Linked DNA regions of Mus musculus: region 2 is linked to region 1. Evidence: chromatin loops called from intact Hi-C (ENCODE). Cell type or tissue: left cerebral cortex. All regions are shown on one strand.

What was found. A loop is a pair of places that touch in the nucleus more often than their neighbours do. Peaks named below come from ENCODE experiments on the same cell type or tissue, not always from the same donor. Only the 100,000 strongest peaks of a DNase experiment are listed, where the experiment ranks them.
Region 2: a loop joins it to region 1, with 6 times the contacts of the local background. A loop is called at or near these places in 5 of 42 quality-filtered maps.

Annotation. Positions count from the first base shown.
Region 1 is chr6:119,104,665-119,112,664 of GRCm38, forward strand. Cacna1c (calcium channel, voltage-dependent, L type, alpha 1C subunit) reads right to left here and starts at 3,831. Exons shown (of 47, transcript NM_001159534.2): 1 at 3,263-3,831. The coding sequence starts at 3,311. In left cerebral cortex, CTCF peaks have their summits at 3,664 and 4,669; DNase peaks (open chromatin) are centred at 393, 1,297, 1,725, 2,550 and 5 more places; H3K4me3 peaks cover 4,401 bases; H3K27ac peaks cover 3,641 bases.
Region 2 is chr6:119,171,650-119,179,649 of GRCm38, forward strand. Dcp1b (decapping mRNA 1B) reads left to right here and starts at 3,604. Exons shown (of 9, transcript NM_001033379.3): 1 at 3,604-3,793. The coding sequence starts at 3,644. It also overlaps a transcript of Cacna1c not described here. In left cerebral cortex, a CTCF peak has its summit at 3,909; DNase peaks (open chromatin) are centred at 3,535, 3,852 and 5,982; H3K4me3 peaks cover 1,604 bases; H3K27ac peaks cover 1,297 bases.

The sequences.
Region 1 (8,000 bases):
ACAAGCCCACCAAAAGCAGTTTGGAGTAGAAGAGGTGATTAAACAAATACTAAATCTTTTCCAAGACTCTAAAAGATAGCTGGGGCAGGGGTACTGGCTTACCACTGTGTTGACAAAGCACTGTTGTTCTTGTGGCATATACTGTAACAGAATGAGTCTCTACTTAATAGGAGATTAATACACATACACACACACACACACACACACACACCATTTTAGGAGAGTGTATAGTCAACATTCCTTTGCATAACACCCGGGGTGAGGTGTATTAAGTCCTATGTGATCTGCTTCCAGAGGCTCCCCTAATTCTCTGGGTGTGCACACGTTTAATCATCATTACATGTGTTCTATGGATTAATCATCATTACATGTGTTCTATGGAAGAAAATAACCAGTGATTCCCTTACAGTGTGTTGGTGGAAAAGCACCCAGCCATTCCCAGGAACAGCATTTGGTATGAAAAAAAAAAGCCTCCTTTCTCCAGCTTCCTCCCTGCAACTTGCAGAGATGGAGAAGCCGATGTCAAGAAGCCTTCTCATAAGCTGCACAGGCTGAGGGGCGGCTCTCGGACCCTTTGAAAAGAGTTAGCTGTGATCATTGTATTATTACCATATTTTAAATGATAATTGCCATCCCCCCCCCCTATGGCTGAATAGTTTAAAGAAAAAGCACACTGTGTTTTCCCCTCCCCTCTGCCTTGTCTCTGGCAGTTAGGGGACATTCTGGGGTTTTTGTGTTAAATGGTTGACTATTAAGAAATTTCACTTGCTAGCTGGAGCCTATACTGGATAATCAACCCAGAAAAGTAGAAGGCTGGAATAGGACCAGAGAGGGTAACAGAAGTGAGGCACAGCTTGCACGAATATAACCTCCAGCCTGAAGCCTGAGAACAGAGCCCTTCCTTCCCTCAGCTTCTAGGCTGTCTCACGGTGCTGGCCTCGGATTTCCACAGTCCGCCCCTCAGCTCACAGGTGCACATACACCACTGAAAATCGGTGAGAAGGAGGTGCATTCGGTTCTTGCAAGCCAGTCAGGAGAGAAGAAAACAGCCACCTGGCAACTTATTTGGTTCTCCACTCTGATTGGTCACTGTTGCTGTTCTGAGGTCATCCCTTGGCTCCTCTTCTCAAAGACCTGCCTTCTGAAACTCTAGCCCCCAACTATGTTTCCTCCGCCACGGAGTTACTAAGCCAGCCACTTCTTGTAAATATTCACACTCCTCCAGGTCTGTCCTTCCCACCTCTGCCACCTTCCCCAACCCTCCCTCAAAAGAAGCCTAGCCAATCAAGAGCAAGAAGGTGGGAGGCAGAGGGGGACAAGGACCCTGGCGCTCTTTTACCTAAGAACCGCATCTAGGGATGGAGGCGAAAGTGCTCCTGTGAATTATGTAACCACTGCAGCTCTGAGGGAGAGGACCATCCAGGTTCTAGAGTGTCTGCTGGCTCTCTGCTGGAAAGGTATAGAGTTCCTGGCCACCGCTGCCTCCTCTTCCCCCTACATCGTTCTCCAGAACCTGTAGGGCTATTGCTCCTGCATTGAATGCCTGCTCCCTGCAAGGGGCTTAGGGATGCCATCGAGAAGCAAAGTAGCAAGAGAAAAGAAGCAGAGTAAGAAAGTAAGCTAAGAAGGGCTTTACCCTACACTACTAGGAGACCATGCCAACTATGGGCATACCTGTTTTACAAAGATGTCTTGCCCTGGGTAGTGACAGATGGGACAATACTGCTGGGTTCTCCTCTGCCAACTTGCTTAGACTGAGGGCATGGGCAGAACCTGAAAAAGCTAGCCCACCCCCACTCTACAAAAATATCACCCTTTCCTCTATGTCTCATCTCTCCTCCTCCTGAACCAACCATAACTCCATCAGCTAGGAAAGGGATTTGAGGACAGAGGCAGGATAAGGGCAGGTAATCCAGGCTGCCCGTATGGCATAAAAAGACCTAGTACCCATGACCCTGGACAAGTCTTTCTTCTTAAGGAGGACAAAATCCCAATGCTGCCACCCAAGACAGAAAGCAGAAAGCCAGCTGCTTCCAGATGAAAGAAGACCAGCTGTAAAGCCAGCTCCCCGGCAGCCTTAATCTGCAAAGGCAATAGCCCTTTCCCCAAATGGTGACAAAAGGGTAAAAGGAAGAAGGGGCTGGGTACCAGTATCAGGCCTGGAGATTACTTCCACAAGGCAAGGCTCTGGAGAGTCACTAAGAAGTACCCTGGCAAGGCAAGGAAAGACACAATGTGGAAGAGCAACGGTAGCTGCTGAAGGCGAAAGAGAAAGGGAACAGTCAAGCAACGGGGCAGAGAGCCCGTAGAAAGGGCATCTTGGGACTGCAAGACACTTCAGCTTGATCACCTTAACCACTAAGCAATGTCAAAAATAATAACTTGTCGATGGGGACTGGGGAGGAGAGGGAGAAAGTTTCCAAGAAGTGGGGAGCTACCCGAAAGCCATTCACCATTAGAGGGGAGCTGATGACACTTGATGCCCAGGATGGAGATGCTTAGAGAACACTAAGTATGGAGCCTCAGAGCTAGTCACACCCTTTCATGATTCCCTGAAAACATGGAAAAGCAAAGCCCACACATCACTGAGGCTTCTAACCGCTTTCCATCCTCAGGTGCGAGTCCACACTGGGGTGCTAACAGTAACACACCCGGCACCCGGCGTGGGCTCGCTCGGGGTCAATGGCAGTGGAGAGGTGGGCGGTGTTGAGAAGCCGAAGAGCCTGAGAGCCTGGAGAGAGGAGGCGCGCTGAGACGCACAGCTGCAGCCCCCGCCCCCACCCCCACCCGCGACCCGGAGCGCACTGCCCGAGGAAGTGGCGTCGGGAAGAGTGGACGTGGGGCAGCCTGGGGGGCCACCGGCGCGGGGCTGGTCTCCGTAGGGGTGCGCGCGAGAGCGCGCGTTCCCTGCCGCGCCCCAGCAAAGCAAGGGACCCCGAAGCAGCGGCTCCTCGGCTCGCCGTGGCCAGACTGGCCGGCCGGCTTTCGAGGCAAAGGCGAGAAATGCAGGCAGCGCCGACACTTGGGGAACTTTCCCCCTCGCTCGGGATTTCATGGGAACCACATGCTCCGAAGAAGCCCGGCCGCGGAGGGGGAGGGGCGGGAATTTTCCGCTCCGGCTCGCACGGCGGCTCGGCCGGCTCCCGCGGGCTCCCGCGCGCGGGGTTGGCGCCCCTCGCGAGGCACGCGGCGAGGGCCGCTCCACCGGGACCCGCCGTGGGCAGCGCGGGCGAGCCCGGCGAGGCGCTGGGGTCCCGCTTACCTTGGTGGTTTTCCTCTGGAACGTACATCCTCGTGTTTTCATTGACCATTGGCCAAAAACTGCTTGGAAAGGAGAAGCCACAAAGAGGAAGAAATGCAGCAACAGCCGCGAGCGGCTCGGGATGGATCCCTCCTCCGAGGCCGGCGGCTCTCGCGCAAATCCAGGAACCCGTGGATCCGCAGTGGTTCTTGCTCCCTTCGGGTGATTACCTGATCCCCATTATTGCACCAAACACCAAAAACTGCTGCTTTCCACTACCGCCTCCTTTCGTGAGATTGTAATGCATCCTCAGTACATCCGGGCCCCTTCCAAGAATTTAGCACCGCACCTCTGGCGGCTACACCATTTGAAAATAAAAATGATAAGAATAATAAATGGAGAGGCAGAGCGAGAAGAGGCGCAAAGGCGAGGCGAGGGAAAGCGGCGGGCCCGCGGCGCCGGGTGGACCCCGAGCCGCCAGGGGGCCCGAGGCGTCTCCGGCCCGCCCAGGGCGATCGCCGCGAGGCCCCGACCCGCGATCTTCGGCGACGGCAGCCGCGAACACCTGAGGGCGAGCCCGCGGGAAGCGTCGCCGCCGCCGCCGCCACTGCCGCCGCCGCTCCGGGCCGCGCCGCGCCGAGCGCCGTTCTGGCAGGGAGCTGTTTCTGCAGAGGCAGCGAGAGGGAGACACCGGGCGCGAGAGCGCGGCGCGGCCTCCCTCCTCCCTCCAGCCCCGCCGCGCCCGCGCCCGCCCCTGCCCGCGCCCGCCCGCCCGCCCGCCCGCCCGGCGCGCCGGAGCAGACGAGCTGAACGCTTCCAGATGTGGCGGCGGCGCGCGGCGGGGACCGGAGCCCGAGTGGAGCGGCGCCGCCACGCGAGAACCCCCTGGCTTCGCGACGGCGGGGAACGAGCCCAGGAGCGGACACACCTCCGAGAGCCCGGCTGCAAGACCTCCACCCTCCCGAGGCCCCGCGGCCACCGCGCGTCCCTGGGGGGGTGGGGGGGGGCGCCACGCTAGCAAGGCCTGGGAGGGGAATCCCGGCAACACGAACTACAATGTGCCCAACTCCCGGCCCCTTTCACATCGACCGGACGAAACAGCAAAATGAGCCGTGATTCTGTTGATCGATTACAATCAGAGCGGTTGTAGAAGTGACACACACAGGCAAGGATGGGCAGATGGGCGGGGAGAGAGAGAGCCCAAGAGGCGGAGCCTTGTGGGCAAGGCAGCAGTGGTGCCCAGATGTCTGAGAACATTAACACAGCCAGGTTTGCTCTCTCCTTGGGGTCAGGCGAGCACGTGTTCTGCCAGTGTCTCCTTACCTACTTCTCTTAATTCTGCCACCCTGGCGGGGAGCTATGAAACACTTCTCCCTGACTCTCGCTGTCACAGTAATATGTATGGCACCTCCTGCACGCACGACCCTCTAGATGGGGCTGGTGAGCCCATTCTAGAAGGGCCTACCACTGGGAAACCAGATCTAAATATCAACCCTTAGAAGACTTCACGCCCTGTCTCCAGGTTCCCTAAAAGACCCTATCATCTACGTGGCTTTAAGCACGGCTAAGTGTCAGCTGCAAATCTCCAGTTTAGACCTTCCTTCTCACCCATAGGCCAGCCAACCTGCCCTCTCCACTTGAGAATCAAACCTTATATGTCCAGGCCTGCTTCTCACACAGCCTTCCCCCAACTCAGCTGAAGAACCCTGGAGACACCTTGACTTGATCTCCTCCACCGCTTCACATCAGTATATCTCGGAATTCACCTCAGACAGAACAAGGCAGTGTAACCTTCCCTGGCTTTCTCTGCTGCCACCTTCCATGGCTGAGCCAAAGTTCTACCTCTGGCGCTCTGCAGTAGCTGGTTCTCTATTTACCCTCCTCTCCTCGGGTTCGTTCGGTTGGAACAATCCACTTCAAAGGGTGCGTCTAACCCAGACCCTCCAGTGGCCTCTGTCATTTTAGTGACAGTGACAGTATCCTACAAGGACTGCAGGAACAGCTAGGGACGACGTCCATCACACACTTTCCAACTGCTGTTCCTCCTCGCTGTTCCTCCAGAAATGATCCCCTCGCCTGCACTCACACCCTGCACACACAAACCTCTTTCCCCTGTTCTTAGTCTTACCCTGAGTAAACACTGCGACCTGCCTACCCCCAGCAAAGACTCCTAGTACTGTTTTCTCACTGCGTTTCTTGGAGCAACATCTGGTAGGTAGTGGGTACCTAATACATTCATGCTGAGTGAGTGAATGAAGGAATGAAGGAATGTCCCCAGAAGTACCATTCGCTGCATCATCTCAAGATGCCTCCCTGGTCACTGCTTGAGACCCAAAACCTTACCAACTCCTCATTTTCCCTAAATTAAACTTAATGGTGATCTAATTGTTTGTTGCTGCTCTAAGGGGTGTGTCTTTGCCATCCTGGTCTGTGATTACTCAACTTGCAACCTCCAGTGTGAGAAAGAAAATTAGAAATTACACAGTCCCATTTGGGGAGCTTGTTGGATTGTATCTCAAGGGCAAGTGTGACTGATTGTATAAGCCAATAATAAAATTGGTCTGCAGTCCCATTGCACCCTGTGGCACAAGAAGAGTGATGGCTCATATTGTCACATAACTCTGTGCCAACCATGGAGCAATACTCTACAGGCGTTGCCTCACTGGCTCCACGCTGCTACATCATAAGGTAGGAATTATTGTCTCTATTTTATAGATGGGAGAGACTGACACAAGTGCTCCCTGGCCAGGGACACCCAACTGGGACCTCGTCAGGGAGAACCTGACACCAAATTCATTTTCTTGTATTTATCTTGCTCTCTGCTGAGCAGGGTGGCCAAGGGTGACACGGGGGGCGGGGGGGTAGAGCTGCAAGAGCTGACTAGAGAATACACTTCACAAAATAGTCTGGGATGGAGAACCAAACCTTGGCGTGCTGGGGTCCCTTGTTTGATTGACAGCCTAACTTTCCTGTAAGTAGGCAAATACTATCTCCCTGCTGCTTTCGTTTCATTTTTCTCTCCTCTTTTCTGCTGTTAGTGTGTTCTTTTCTTTCCAAAAAAAAAAAAAAAAAGTGTTTCCTAAGTATTTGGTCTTCAAAGCACGCCCATGTCTCACTTTCTAACTTTGGAAGCCAGCCCTGGGTGTTCTTTTGCAAGGTAACAAATTCTCCACCCACCAAAGACCATTTAGAATTGGGATGCAGGGTTGTGGGGGGAGGTTTGGGGGGGGGTAGCCACCTGCTTCTCTCCCTGAGAGCTTTGACCCTGGCTACAAGTGTTGTCTTTTCCCTGTGCCAGGCCTGCCACACAGTATTGGACGTGGGCACATGCCCCCCCATCCCCAAGACACACACACACACACACACACACACACACACACACCTTCCATGTCTTAAGAAAGTGAACTGTGCTCCTTCCTATACACTGCGCTTTGTACATATGGAGGCTCTTCGTGTACAACTTACTCAGGATAAGATTCTACTCCATGCCCACAAATGTTTCCTTTGGAAGAAATTAAGGGTACATACAGTGAGCAACTTAATTGCAGTGTATTTGTGTGAGTGGGGAAACCTGAAAATAAGCTAAACATAAGGTTGATTAAATAATACTATTTCAAAATCATTTGTGTCATGTGTGTATAGTTGCTCGCATAGCCCTGTGAGGTGCTTCTGTTTACCATGCCCCGAGGGAGAAAACGAGGTTTGTTCACTTGCTCACGTTTTTGACAGACAGAAGTGTGGGATTCAAACCCCAGCGATCTCAGCAGTCTGTCTTCCTCCACCTGTCTCTTAGCCACTCTACATATAAACTAGGGCTGTGACATAAACATAGAAAAATCCAACTGACACAAGCAATACTACAGAGAAGTATTAGTGGTAAGGAAAAACCAGTAACGAAATATCTCATTATGTATGGTTCCCTTTTTTAAGGATGTGAATTCTTGAACTAGAAAAAAAAGGTATTGGGGTGGCGGGGAGTCCCATCAATTTGCTGGCAGAAACTCCCTGGTGAGCTACACAAATAAGTCAGGTTTTTCTCATCTTTCTTCTTGTCTGACCATAGGTATGGGAGCCAGGCTACCATGCAGGTACATCCCAGTCTTAGGAAAGAGGACCCTGTTGCCTTGCACTAAAGGACAGAAGCTGAGCCCCAAGGTATCCTTCTGCCCACCTGACAACCACTTTCCCTCAAGGCTCCACCCACCTGCAGAAATTTCCTTTAATGATCAGTGCTGTCAACCTGACAGAGTCACTTCTGTCAGAATTCTTCATGTGGGCCTGGAGGGACTAATTAAGCTAGGTTAATCGATTAGAAAAGACCCACCTTTACTCACCTTAAATGTGGACCATGATGGAGGAGGCTAGAGAAGCAGGATTCATATCTCTCTGCTTCCTGATGCTGATGCTCTGACCAACTGTCTCGAGCTTCTACAGCCGTGCCCCCCTCAACAATGATGGACTGTACCCTCAAACCGTGAACCCAAATAAATCTCTCCTTCCTTAAATTACATCGCCAGATGTGTTGTCACAGCAACAAGCCTAAAAACCTGAAGCATTCCCTGATCAATGTTTCAACCCCAAGTGTACTGTTCCATCCTCGATGGCACCAAGGTGCTAATCACTCTGCTGGTGGCAGAGGTCTATGGGCAAGGAGGTATCGGGGACAATCTAACATCAGCCTTCATGGGTGACATCCTGTTATTTAATTCCTAATGCATGGGACTGATCGGTAAATGGAGAAAAGGGAAGGAGAAGTCAG
Region 2 (8,000 bases), 67 kb after region 1:
GTCAACCAGTTCAGGTTTTGTTCAATAGAATTAGCATTTTCTAAATTTCCATAATCCACAGGCACTGGACCACGGGGTCCAGAGACAACAAAGGGCATGAAAACCAAACACACATGAAATAAAAATGTTATTGTATGAAGTCTGTACTTATTTGCAAAGAAACTCTAAGCTAGGTCTGTGCGAATGCAAAACCTGTTTTTAGGCTCTCTGTAAAAATCCCCTTTTATCATGATAATTCTTATTTTTATCCTTTTTAGAATTATAATTATATATGTCATATAAATACATTAATAGCTCTAACTCGGGGCCTACTAAGTTAAGTGCCACAAGAAAAATGACAATGGAGTACATGAAGGTCTCAAAGGCAGAAAGAGCTCCACAGAGAAAGGCAGTGAGTGAGCTCTCTGGGAAAATGTCATTCAAGGAGAAGGCGAGGAACACAGATGACAGTGTGCAAGGGACTTGGGTGAAAACTGCCAAGCAAGGCAAGGTTGAACAGAGGTGGGCATTTCCTTCCTTAAGACCAGACAAAGACGGTAGATAAATCCTTCACTAAGACTTACCTGTGAATCTCTAAGCAGGTGGCAGGATGCTCTTTTACTCCTTGTATGTGAGGTCAGGCCTGGGAAAGGCAAGGTGCTGAAAAAGTCATGGAGAAGGCATGAACAGAGTTCATGCTGTGCACTCTATAAGCACCCTGTGACTGGGGCTGAATTGGTCACTAGGGTGATAAGGCCTGGGTGTGTTTATGAGTATTTCTGATACCATAATGGCTCCTGCCTTGCCTGGCTTCTCCAGTGGGCTCAAAATAGCCTGTCCTTTGGAAAGTGGGATTTATTCATCTCTCTTTCAACATGGACAGACCTGAAAAATTAAGAGAAAAGTGGCCTGTGGGGACAAGGGGGGAAACTAAGGAGAAAGCAAGCAATGACCCACTGAAAATGAGGAAGGCACACAGCAGGATCTGCATACTCATGCCACTAAGGCAGGGCTCAAGGATTAGCCAGAAAATTCTACTTTACCCTTAATGCAAATTAAACTATGTTTATGTTCTGAACAGTGCTATCCTCCAAGCAAAACAGCCACTGTGCCTACTTCTGAGAGTTCATCACAGTTGGGCCCATGGACATCTCCTCCAGGAAGGAGGGACATGGTATGTCAAGGGACCTTCAACTATAGTGTCCAGCCATTTATATGTAATTTTTCCTAATGCCATATGACCTTAGGGTCTCATGAAGGGTCTGGAGCATATAGGCGTGGGATGAAGAAAGGGATTTATCTCGGTTACTGAGGACACACTGACATCACCAATGCTGTGTAAAGGCTTTGCAGTGCTACTGCTTCAAGACCACCCATGCTCTCTGTCAGTAAAATTAATAAACTCACTGGCTGCCCAAGGTGAGTTTTGATGGAATCAAAATTTGCTTTGCTGTTGGGACCTTATGAGTAGGTTGTAGACATTGTCTCTGCGAGGAAGGAATTTGAATGACAATCTGACTTTTAGAAGCATGTGACCAGAAGCACAGAACTCAGTGGAACCAGCAGTAAGTGAGTGGGCTAGCCTGCAACACTATGTAGTCAGCTTTGTGGGGCCACTTGAAGGGAATAGAAAGCCATTAGGACCAAGTATAGACAACATGGTTTTGTTCTGTTTCTCAAACGGCAAGTCACATTCCTTCAGTGGATCATGAAATCAACTTTAGAGTCAGAGTCAATATTTTTAAATAAAAAGTGTGTGTGTGTGTGTGTGTGTGTTCCCTGCTATCCAACTGTTTATGTATTTATTTATAACAAATAATATCTGTGATGGTTGGTTTTAATGTCAACTTGTCACAAATTACAATCACATGAGCAGGGAACCTCACCTGAGAAATTGTCCTGATGGCCTTGATTCATTGGTTAATGTGCAAAGATCTACTCCAAGTGTGGACAGTGCCTTCTAAGTGCAGCCCGGATAAAAAGATTGTGTGACAGAAGGAAGATTTTTTTTTACCTCTTGCTTGCTGGCCTTCCCTATTGCCACAGGCTTGGTTTGATGCTGATACTGTTATGAGAACCAGTGTTTCCAGGCTTCCACTGTTGAGTAAGGACCAGCAGCTGCCCAGATACCCAGGTATTCAGTGCCATGTTAGAACTCGTGAGGCACTCAGCTTTATGCACTGAGCAACTACCAGATTCTCATCATCCCAAGTGTAAACTGACTTAATAAGTCACATAAATGAACAAGTCCTAGCCTCACAAAGACAATGTAATGGTACAAGGGATGCCACTTTAATGATCTGTTCATGTAACTATAAATATCCTTTGATGATATATCAAAATTTGACAAAGTGCAGTTTCTTGAAGTCCTATCACCCTTTCATACTTTGTGGGACACTGAAATCCACTGATCCACATTCGCCTTGAATGGATCTCCTACCTGTATGTGAGTTTGTGACACCATTTTATTATCTGAAAATCATTGAATGACCGGGCTAAGGGAGCTATATCTTTCAAATGTTGACAGTTCCCATTAGAGTATAATCTTTTAGAAGTGTACTCATTGATAGCACCACAGGTCTCATCTGAAGAGACTTAAGTATTGAGACAGTCAAGCTCATGGCCCATTTTTTTAAAAATTAACCTAAAAAATTATCATTAGCAACAATACCTACCCCTTGATTTCTTGAAAGAAACAGGAAAATCTTAGTTTTGAAAAAGCCTGTCCAGAATCTATCTGAATAGCCATAAGTTTGTTCATCTTTCTTTCATGTTAAACTGATGCTCTGTGGAAGTAAAATTAAACCCCTGGGCTGGGTGGTGGCACACCCCAGTAGTCCTAGCACTTAAGACCCCAAGGCAGGAGGAGCAAAGACTGAAACCTGCCATAGACTCTGTCTCGAGAAACAAGCCCTCCAACCCCAGCAAAACCTACAATAAAACCACAAATTCAGCCCATCTCAAGTGCAGAACATATTTGCCTAGAGGCAAATATGGCGTGCAACAGCTCTGCGTTATCCATTCTTTCTAATTTTTCCCCCACATTAATTTAAAAAATATACCCAAAGATTGTTTTTTTTTTTTTTAATTTAGTACTTTGACCAAGGGACGCCTGGCTTCAGCTGCTCAGACAAGTTTTCCAGAGAATAATGCACAGCGGCAAGAATACACCGGCTAGTGGTGCAGTTTGGGGCCTCCCTTGGTTCTTTACCGGTGCAGTCGTCCTTTTGCACACATCATGCAAGTCTCAGAATTGTCATGGACAATCATAACCTTGCAGGCCTCTGAGGCACTCAGGAAATCCCTCACGGATATTGGGGAGCCCCATTTAAGAATTCTCAGAGTTCTTTTTGGAGTGACTATGTTTGATTGGTCATCGAAGAGCCAAAGAAGAGCTCTGCAAAGGCGTGGGCCGTATTCAAGAAGGAAATGGGCACAGCTCAGAGGCTCCTGAAGAAAGAAATAGATAAAACGGGCTTCCTTGAGCAGGGCTGAGCTTCCTGTTGCCAAGGCGACGATCCTCCGCGAGAGGACCCGGCCATCGATTAGCGAAGCCTAGCCCGGGTCCCCAAATGCCGGAAGGTCGCCCCGCCGCGCTCGCTCGCTCGCTCGGCGGTCGATTGAGGGGGCTTCCTGAAGGCTGGGCAGGAGGGTGGGTGGGAAGATGGCGGCCGCGGCGGCAGGTGGCCTGCCTGGGAAGGGACACGATATCAGCCTGGCAGCCCTGCGGCGCCACGACCCCTACATCAGTCGCATCGTGGACGTGGCCAGCCAGGTGGCTCTGTACACTTTCGGCCATCGGGCCAACGAGTGGGTGCGTGCGGACGCCGCGGCCGTGCGGAAGGCGGGGCGCGGACAGGGCGGGAGATGCTGGGCACGGCTAGGCGGGCGGGGGCCGGTCCTGGTGGAGGGCGACCCGCGGGTCCACCAGCAGGTGGGGGACGAGGGACACAGAAGGTGTGGCCGGCTCCGCTGAGTGCGGGCCACGGGCTTTGAGATCAGAAGACAGAAGCTCTCCGGCAGCGGAGGGCAGCCCGGAAGCCCCAAACTTAGATAAGTCCAGCCTCGCGGAGGAGGAGCAGCCGGAGTGCGAAATGCAGGGCAGGCACCCACCTAAGAGCAAGCGTGGGAGAATAAAGAGGAAATGGACATGGGTGGGACACCCCAGACTTGGATGTAGGAGGCCAGGGTTGGTAACCTAACCATTTCAGTCCATTTCCAACAAGACCGAGTCCCAGCCTACAGTAACTGGATGAAGTTTAGTTTTCCACACAACTAGACTGGAATTGCAACGGGAGACCAATTAGTTCTGGCCTAGGCATTGGTTCTTATCATTTATAAACCATCCCTTTGAATATATAAAAGTGTCATTTCCTCCTCTTTTGTGACTTTTGTCCAAATATTCATCAGTATATAACCAATGCTTTTAATAAGGTTCATTGGGTGTATGGAAAACACCTTGCAAATTTTCAATTTTTTTCCCCCGGTGTGTTCGCCAAGACTGAAACAAACATCAAGATTTATGCAAAGAAAACTTTCATTTTTGAGCAGATTTATGATTAAGTAGGCTGTAATAAGAACGACCCAAAAACCATGCACACAAAAGAATGAAGAAAGTTCTTGGACGTGGAGCTTGGGGCAGGCACCTGCTTCATCCCCAACACCCCTGAAACAGGGCCGGGAATCTTTTCCGATAGTTTTGTCCGAGTTCTTAACTGAAGTGAGGCAAAGAATTCATGTCTGTTCTCCTAAGAGCCAAACCTGAAGGGGAAATCTGCAGAGATCCATTGTTCTGAATATCCCTAGTTTGATTAATTGAGGCTGTCTTTCTTGGACACCAGAGGAAATTACACTATGGGCCTATATAAGTAAAGGGAGTTTCCCCACTGAAATGTTTCTCTATTTATGTGAAGATACTGTACATAAACGTGCTTCACTTCTCTAGGTCAATGTTTCTCAGCCTTCCAAATGCTGGGACTCTTTAATACAGTTCCTCCTGTTGTGGTGACCCCTAACATAAAATTATTTTCGTTGCTACTTCTTAACTGTAATTTTGCTACTCTTCTTATTGTAATGCAATTATGTTTGGAGATAGACGTATGCCAAAGGGGTTGCAACCTATTAGTTGCATGCCCTCTGCCTGGACTGGCCTCTGCCTGCCAATCCACACCTAATATTATGGAGGTAATTCAGTTAGTATACATGGAGTAGGACCCAGTAAGAGTTAGTGGGGTAAGTTGACTCGGCAGGAGGCTCAGGCTAGAAGATCAGAAGCCGTTGAAATGTACAGTGCACCATTCCCACCCCTCGGTAGCAGTTTTCCTAACGCCTCTTCACAGTCCTGTGTGGCAGAAACCGTTTTAAATCCCTACAGAGGTGGACCAAACGCCCAGTGAAGGCCAGTGTCACATTGCATTATTTACAGGAGTTTTGTTTTCCTGCTTCCTCGACTTGTTTTCTTCAGACAGGATATAATTCACTCAGTAAAAGGTCATTTCTTTTCAAAGCCCTGATCTCCTAGGCTGTGGTTGCCTGGCAAAGGAGAGAGACTTAGTTCAACAATAGAGCAGTCTCTGGGGGCAATCAAGTCATCACTGCTGTTTCCCCGTGCTGTATCACTCAGGTCTCCGGATGAAAGCCTTTCCAGTGTAAACCTAATAAGTATAAAAATATCCTTAAAAATGAAAGGGAAGGGATTGGCACGAAGACGGGTGAGGTACAGGCAGGGAGTCCTTATCACATTGGAAGTCGACGTCGGGTGTTGAGAGGAAGAAGGAGGAATGCACAGAGAGTGAGGGTCAAGGGACCGGGGATCAGTGAAGTGGTAGAGCATGTGATTAGCATGTGGAGCCTCATGTGATTAGCATGTGGAGCCTGTGCTCAGTGTGTGCACAGCCCTAGTTTAATCCCCAGAACACACGTATACTCACACAAAGGATTAAGATAGTTCTGCCATGACTAGAATAGGAATTTTAGAACTAAATTTACTCCTCTCTGCCAGGAACGAATCCTTCCCCAAAATACCCAATGTGTCGATGAAGTCTACAGCTGGTCAGACCATTTGTTCTCAGCTGGATTTGATTCCCCGCACCCCCCTCCACACACACACACACCCCGGTGACGATTGGCAATATCAGGAAACTTTGAGGATGAAGGTGTTGGTGGCATCTGCAGAGTAGAAGCAGAGGTGTCGCCAAATGCCGTGCAGTGAGCAGGCATTATATAGTTAGTCTAAAATATGCACAATGCGAAGCTGGAGGCGTGTCTTAGAACCACAAGTGCCCCTTATTTTCAGGTCACAATCCTGAATTTTCTGTGAATCAGTTACAGTATGATGGCTTTGCTGCTGCATACATGACGGAGAGAGACGGCTTCAGAAAGATGAAGTGGGCCCACTTTTGATTATTTTAACTTAGAATATTCAGTAAAGTTGAGATTGATTTCAGTTGTCCCAGATGTGTCAATGTATTTACTTCCCATAATTTATGAAACAGCATTATTTATGCGCTTCATTATTTTGAATAGCAAACAATTCTGTGTGTATATATGTGTGTGTGTATGTGTGTGTGTGTTACCTTTATTTTCAGAACACTCCAGAGCTGAACTTAACAAATTTAAGTCTGCCTTACTTAAAGGATCTGAGGAGACTAATTGCTATACCTTAAATCCACTAATTTGTACTGAAAGGACAAAAAAAGAAAAGAAATTTGGCTGCCTTTGAAAGTCAGTCTGAGGTGCAGATCTAGCAACAAAATACATTTCCAGAGCTGCTGTTAGCCAAGCAAGAGCTCTTAAAATACGGCTTTTTTTTCTAATTATTAAAAGATTTGAGTTGTGTAAGCCAGTTACCCTTTTAATGGAGAAGATGAGACAACAGTAAATGAATTATCCCAGTGTGATCTGGCAGGAGCCTCACTCCAGGCCCATATTGTAATTACTGAGCCATAATTCCATCCCATGCGTAACTCCAAATAAGACTCAAGTTTAAGAATTGTTTTTGTGAGTTATAGTTAAAATTCTGATTTTGGATTATTCTAAACTAAAGTCATTAAAATTTTTGTTTTTAAAGTAAAGAGAATTTTTGTTGCAAGGGGGAAATACCAGTCAGAATCAATCAGCCTATGTGTGCTGACACTATGAAAGGTCTGAGTTGCATTTCCATGAGAACAGGCCCGGGTCAAATACTGCAGAGCAGGAAACTGCTTTTGGTCTTGTAGCCATGGGGCCCGCTGTGCATGCACAGAAGTGTCTTGCCTGCCTTAGTTTCCCATCAGTGTAACTCATAGTGCCAAGTACTTGGCTTTTGCAATTCCCTTTTAAGGTGTTATGTATTGCCTAAGCTCTTGCCGGTTATGTCAATTCGGCTCAGAGGCCTAAGGCTGTGGTCTCTTAACAGGCTCCCAGGTGACCCTGCTGCTTCTCATCTGGACACCACTCTTCAAAAACCCCTGTACTAAGTCACAGAGAAGACAGTTGTAATCGTGTAGATTACTTGAGAAGATCATGCTTTCAAATCTGTGCCTTTAAAAAATGTTACTCTAATATTATACCTTTCTCTTAAAGAGTATATCTTGCATCAGAATTATAGAGTTTAGTTTTAAATGATCTGGGTAACGAAAACTATGAAATATTAGAGACTTAAGTAGGATAATAGAATGGTGAAGTTAAATTATGTAAATTCCAAAAGCACACATTAAATTCTGAATTAGAATAATCTCATTACTAGTTAAGCAAAGAGCTGCATTGTGGTAATAATGTTGATGAGCAGGAGCCTGGGGAGCCCCAAGTTCCTCCTGTCCTGGAGAAATGGAAGGAAAGCCAGAGAACTCAAACTCTCCTCGAAACTTCACCTCCCCCAGGTTTTCCCTGGCTGTTCTCGAGTCCTAACTTGGTAATAGTTGTGTGTAGTGTTGTTTCACGTCTTTGGCCAAAATGACTCTGCAGTTGTTCATGCCAAAGAGAGAGGTGCTTGTACACTTGAAGGCTCTAGCACAGTGCTTGTCTGGGTAGTAATCAGAGTA